Linked DNA regions of Homo sapiens: region 2 is linked to region 1. Evidence: chromatin loops called from intact Hi-C (ENCODE). Cell type or tissue: gastrocnemius medialis. All regions are shown on one strand. Each heading gives the region's core, and the rest is flanking DNA. Links, peaks and the distances in the headings are about the cores only.

Evidence for each region. Peaks named below come from ENCODE experiments on the same cell type or tissue, not always from the same donor. Only the 100,000 strongest peaks of a DNase experiment are listed, where the experiment ranks them.
Region 2: it touches region 1 in a loop (4-fold over the local background); 58 of 110 quality-filtered maps call a loop at or near these places.

The regions. Positions count from the first base shown.
Region 1 is chr10:71,894,947-71,897,856 of GRCh38, reverse strand. No RefSeq gene overlaps it. Among named protein-coding and RNA genes, the nearest start is that of LINC03139, 18 kb to the right of the region's middle. In gastrocnemius medialis, for the core only: a CTCF peak has its summit at 1,282 (motif pointing right); a DNase peak (open chromatin) is centred at 1,276; H3K27ac peaks cover 778 bases.
Region 2 is chr10:71,313,166-71,316,075 of GRCh38, reverse strand. No RefSeq gene overlaps it. Among named protein-coding and RNA genes, the nearest start is that of SLC29A3, 4.6 kb to the left of the region's middle. In gastrocnemius medialis, for the core only: CTCF peaks have their summits at 1,398 and 1,603 (motif pointing left); DNase peaks (open chromatin) are centred at 1,615 and 2,555; H3K27ac peaks cover 757 bases.

The sequences.
Region 1 (2,910 bases), core at 98-2,597:
GTTTGTTTTGTTTTGAGACAGAGTCTTGCTCTGTCAGCCAGGCTGGAGAGCAGTGGCACAATCTCGGCTCACTACAATCTCGGCTCACTGCAACCTCTGTCTCCCAGGCTCAAGCTATTGTCCTCCCTCAGCCTCCTGAGTAGCTGGGATTACAGACACGTGCCACCATGCCCAGCTAAGTTTTGTATTTTTAGTATAGATGGGGATTCACCATGTTGTCCATGCTGGCCTCGAACTCCTGACCTCAAGTGATCTGCCTGCCTTGGCCTCTCAAAGTGCTGGGATTACAGGCATGAACCACCATGCCCAGCCAGGAATCACATTTCAACATGAGATTTGGAGGACAAACGTCCAAACCGTATCAACCTTTATGCTTCTTTTTGGCTTCCAGGAAAAACAAGACCCCTCTCTCAGGTGCCCTTAAAGAACCCCATCCTTTTTCACAGCATCTAACCAAACTTTGGTTTTTTGAGACTAAATTTTTTTTGTTCCCTCACCAAATTATAAGTCCCATGTGGGCAGGACCTGGGCCCCTTTTGCTTCTCACTGTGTCCTCAGTGACTAGGACAGTGCCTGGCACTTTGCAGGTGCTCAAACATCTTTTCTTGGTTACATGAAAGAGTGAATGGCTTTTTTGAGCACCTACTAGAGATTAAAAGTTTTATAGATGTCAAGTTTTCCTAAAGCCAAGCACAGTGGTGGCCCGGTTTGGCACTCAATAACTTACTGAGTCCTTGCCACCCAGGTCTGCGTTCTGTCTCTCTGGGTTTAGGGGTCTGGGATGTGGCCTTCCCTAGGGCTGCTATGAGTTGCTGTGGAGGCAGAGAAGACAAGGCTTAGCCTGCTAGCTGGAGCACTTCAGGCATCATTACTGTGGGCAGCTCTGTGAGGTCACTCCTGCCCCAATCCCTGGGCACCCGGCTGAGTGTGAGGCTTTGAGGACCAACCTAGAGATTAGGAACAGGGTTTTAGGCCAGGCATGGTGGCTCATGCCCATAATTCCAGCACTTTGAGAGACCAAGGTGAGAGGGTCACTTGACCCGAGGAGTCGGGGATCAGCCTGGGCAACATAGTGAGTCCCCTTAGCTACACTTAAATTTAAAAAAATAGAAAAGAAGGAACAGAAAATAGAAAAGAAGCAAATAGAAATAGAAAAGAAAAAGAAAAGCAAGTATAATAGAAATAGAAAAGAAGCAAATACTGTATTCTTCTGCCGTCTCATGGTCAGTCCTAGAATAGCAAGGGAAGCTTCCCCACCTCTCTGGTACTATACTGGGAGTGACCGCCAGAGGGCAGTGTTCTCCACATTGTTGCACCCAATAGGTGTCCCACCACACAAACCCAGCTCTTTAAAAAGTAGATTTTTTTCTTATCCAAAGTCGATTCATACAAAAAGAAAAAGAAATAAAAAATAAATTATTTTAATGGCTTCATTGCTACATGTTTGTTTTTTTGAAAAGGAGTCTTGCTCTGTCGCCCAGGCTGGAGTGCAGGGGGGTGATCTCCCCTCACTGCAACCTCCGCCCCCTGGTTTCAAGCGATTCTCCTGCCTCAGCCTCCGAGTAGCTGGGTTTACAGGCATGAGCCACCACGCCCGGCTAATTTTTGTATTTTTAGTAGAGACAGAGTTTCACCATGTTGGCCAGGCTGTTCTTGAACTCCTGACCTCAAGTGATCTGCCCACCTTGGCCTCCCAAAGTGCTGGGATTACAGGCGCGAGACACCGAGCCCAGCCCTCATCTCTATTTTAAATTATAAAAAAATTTTTAAAAGAATTATTGAGGACCCAGATATTTATTAATTTATCAAAAAGTAATAATGAACTCATTACATGTAAACATAAACATATTTTTACGAAAAATACCTTCATTTCCAAAACAAAGAGAAATTTAGTGAGAAAAACAGCATTGTTTTACACTTTTGCAAATCTCTCAAGCAACTGTCTTAATTAAAGACTGTTGGAGCCTCATGTCTACTTCTGCATTCAGTCTGTTGCAATATGTTGGGGCTTTTAAAATTTTTATTTATTTTTTTATTTTGAAACAAAGTTTTGCCCTTGTCGCCCAGCCTGGAGTGTAATGTTGTGATCTTGGCTCACTGCATCCTCCACCTCCCAGGTTCAGGTGATTCTCCTGCCTCAGCCTCCCGAGTAGCTGGGATTACAGGAGTGCGCCACCACATCCAGCTAATTTTTTTGTATTTTTAGTAGAGATGGGGTTTCACCATGTTGGCCAGTCTGGTCTTGAACGCCTGACCTCAGGTGACCCGCCCACCTCAGCCTCCCAAACTGCTGGGATTATAAGCATGAACCACTGCGTCCCGCAATATATTGTTTTGATTGAAGAAAATCCAGCCTCCCGCAAACACGGAGTTGGAAAAAAAGACGAGTATTTTGATAGCTTTTTCAGATAATTGTGAATATTCTTCTTTAATGCTACGCCAAAACTTAACAAGCAATTGTTTCTTTAAGGTTGATTATAATGTAGAATCTGAACCCATATCAATGAACATTTCATGCTTTATTATATTAAAATGCACGGGCCTATCTTGTACTTTTGTTTGTTTGTTTGTTTTGGAGAAGGACTCTCACTCTGTTGCCCAGGCTGGAGTGCAGTGGTACCATCTTGGCTTACTGCAACCTCCACCTCCTGGGTTCAAGTGAGTCTCCCACCTCAGACTCCTGAGTAGCTGGGATTTCAGACACATGCCACCATGCTTGGCTAATTTTTCTGTTTTTAGTAGAGCTAGGATTTCACCATGTTGGCCAGGCTGGTCTCGAACTCCTGACCTCAAGTGATCTGCCTGCCTCAGCCTCCCAAGGTGCTAGGATTGCAGGCATGAGCCACTGTGCCTGGCCTATCTTGTACCGTGAATGGCTGTTTTACCTACATGTGATGTGCAGCATCATGT
Region 2 (2,910 bases), core at 309-2,808, 580 kb after region 1:
TTCTCCTGTGTCTGCAGTTTCTCAAAATAACCAGCTCAGAATTATTCTTATGCCAAGGAGCCATATTTTGGGTGGCCTATTCTGGTCTGGTCTCCTACAGTCATAAGTTTGCGGTAGTGTGTCCTGAACCCCATCTGTGTCTAGGAATGCAGTGGCCATGCTTTTCTGCCTTGATAGCTCCCAACTCTGTATCTGGCTGGGGCATATGAGGCATTGCAACCGAGTGGATTCAATGACAACAACCATCTGTGCTCAAGTATTGTTGGAGAAGGTCAGGGAAAATATTTGTAAATGGTAAAGTACTACATCCATTAGGCATCTTTATTCTTATACATGAGGAGAAAAAGAGGAGGAGGATAAGAAGGAGAAGAGAAGGAAGGAAAACTCCAAATGGCCAAAGCACTTTCCACTGGATCGACATTTTACAATCCTTAATCCTTTGAAAAAGCACCCTGGCCGGGCGCAGTGGCTTGCGCCTGTAATCCCAAGCGCGATTATTTTGGGAGGCCAAGGCGGGCAGATCACGAGGTCAGGAGTTTGAGATCAGTATGGCCAACATGGTGAAACCCCATCTCTACTAAAACTACAAAAAAAAAAAAAATAGCTGAGCATGGTGGTGGGCACCTGTAATCCCAGCTACTCGGGGTGCTGATGCAGGAGAATTGCTTGAACCCAGGAAGGCGGAGGGTGCAGTGAGCCGAGATTGCGCTACTGCACTCCAGCCTGGGCAACAAGAGCGAGACTCTGTCTCAAAAAAAAAAAAAAAAAAGATAGAAAGAAAAAGAAAAAGAAAAGAAAAAGCACCTTGTTTCTCCTTGGTTTGGAAATGCCCTGAAAGGTTCTGAGTGCTGGCAGAAGCCATCCCAGTATCACAAGAGGACCAGCTCCAGGCCCAGGGAACTGGAGGATGAGATGCCAAGGCTGGCCAGGGTGGCCGATAGGGAAGCCTCTTGGCTTGGTGGTCAGAACTGGGCCCTGGAGCCAGACAGACCTGGGCTAGGATGCTTTTTATGTGGCCCTACGAAGTCAAGCCTCAGTTTTCTCATCTGTAAAGGGGGTGAGAATAACAACCTAACAGCCTTCTAGGAGGCACAGAGTAGGTGTATGGATTGCTGTTAAAGACGGTGAGCCAGAGGACACAGCTCCCGCTCTGCCTCCAGCCCCCTGACGGCCGCCCCCATCCCGTAGAATCCACCACACACCATGAGGTCGGTGCAATTGTCAGCCCCGTTTAGCTTATGCGGAAACTGGGGCACAAAGAGGTTAGTACCTCATTCAGAGTCACACAGCTAGTCAGCGGCAGAGCCAAAATTCACATGGTTGCCTTTCTGCCTCCAGAACCCACCCAGGAGACTCCATGAAAAGTGGTTGGGAGTGGGGGTCACACAAGCCCTCATCTTTAAGACTGGAGCCCTACAGGCTCTCCTCTTCTTCTCTTCCCCAGGGTCTGTTGACCTGCAGGCGACATAACAATCAGGAAGAGTCAGAATATTTTTCACAGGCTCCTTTTGGGGGAGGGTGCGGGGCGTTGGGGCGGGGGGGCGGTGCGACGGGCGGAGCGGAGAGCGCCAGGCATAAGGCTCATGGGCCGATGCTGCCATCTCGTGGAACTTCTCTATCAGTGCAATGCTCACAGATTGGGGTCACTCACTCACTACGGTCTTTCTTTCCAGGGTTACTGGATACCCGTGCGAGGCACGAGGATTCTGAGAGATAGGGTTAGTAGTTATGGTGATAAAGCCATAACTACGGACTCATAACTTCTCTGCTTCCACATCACTAATTTATTTTTTAAGAGCCAGGGTATTGCTCTGTCACCCAGGCTGGAGTGCAGTGGCATGATTGTAGCTCACAGCAGCGTCCAGCTCCTGAGCTCAAGTAATCCTCCCGTCTCAGCCTCCCCGAGTAGCTGGAACTACAGGTGCAGGCCACCACTCCCGGCTAATTAAAAAAAATTTTATTCAGAAATGGGGGTCTCACTATGTTGCCCAGGCTGGTCTCAAACTCTTGGCTTCAAGTGATCCTCCCACCTTAGCCCCCCAAGATGCTGGGATTACAGGCGTGAGCCACCACGGATGGCCCACATCACTGATTCGAATTCCAGTCCCCTTTCTGATTCTAGCCACCTCTCCTTGCTGTGTGCTGGTCAGTGGCTCCCTCCAGGAACGTTCTGGACTTCCGGGAGATGCCAGCACTGACTCCTCTGTCTTCCCTTCATCCATCAAGCATGTCCTTCCTTCTATCTTCAGGCAGCTTAGATCCCAAGGTTCACCATGTCAGTAACATCTTCGCAGTACCCTGAACTCCCATGTCCCTCATCTCCCCGTGGCAGCGTGGGCCCACCCTGGGGGAGCCCAGCTACAGCTGACAAATGATCCTCACTGGAGAGTCCCCAGCAGACCAGCGAGTCTGCTTGGAACTCACAGTTATCAACGCCAGATGGGCCTGAGGATTCCCTGCAGTTCTACCACGTGTCTTGGCTCCTGCTTGCTGTAAGAACTGTTGCCATCTTCCTCCTCCACTTGGCCCAGGGCCCTGAACACATCCCTCCCGGAGATGGTCTTTACGGAGAAAACAGAGTCCACCAGTTAGGGATGTTCCCATTTGTCAGCGCCAATCTATCTCTTGCTCCACAGTTACAACAGGGAAATTGCTCCACGTCCCCTCCCCGTTTTTCTTTGGTATCCTTGTTTGGGTTCTTTTTATGGAAGTACCACCTACATAGAGACTAGTGTGCAGATCGTAAGTGTAGAGTTCATGAATGATCACAGAATGGTGACGTCTGTTCCACCAGCACCCGGAACAAGAAAGTGAACGCTCTTAAAGCCCCAGAAGCTGCTCTCCTCTGATTACTATGTGTACAAAACAAACGACCCCCAAATGTAGTGGTGCCAAAAAAAATTTGTTATG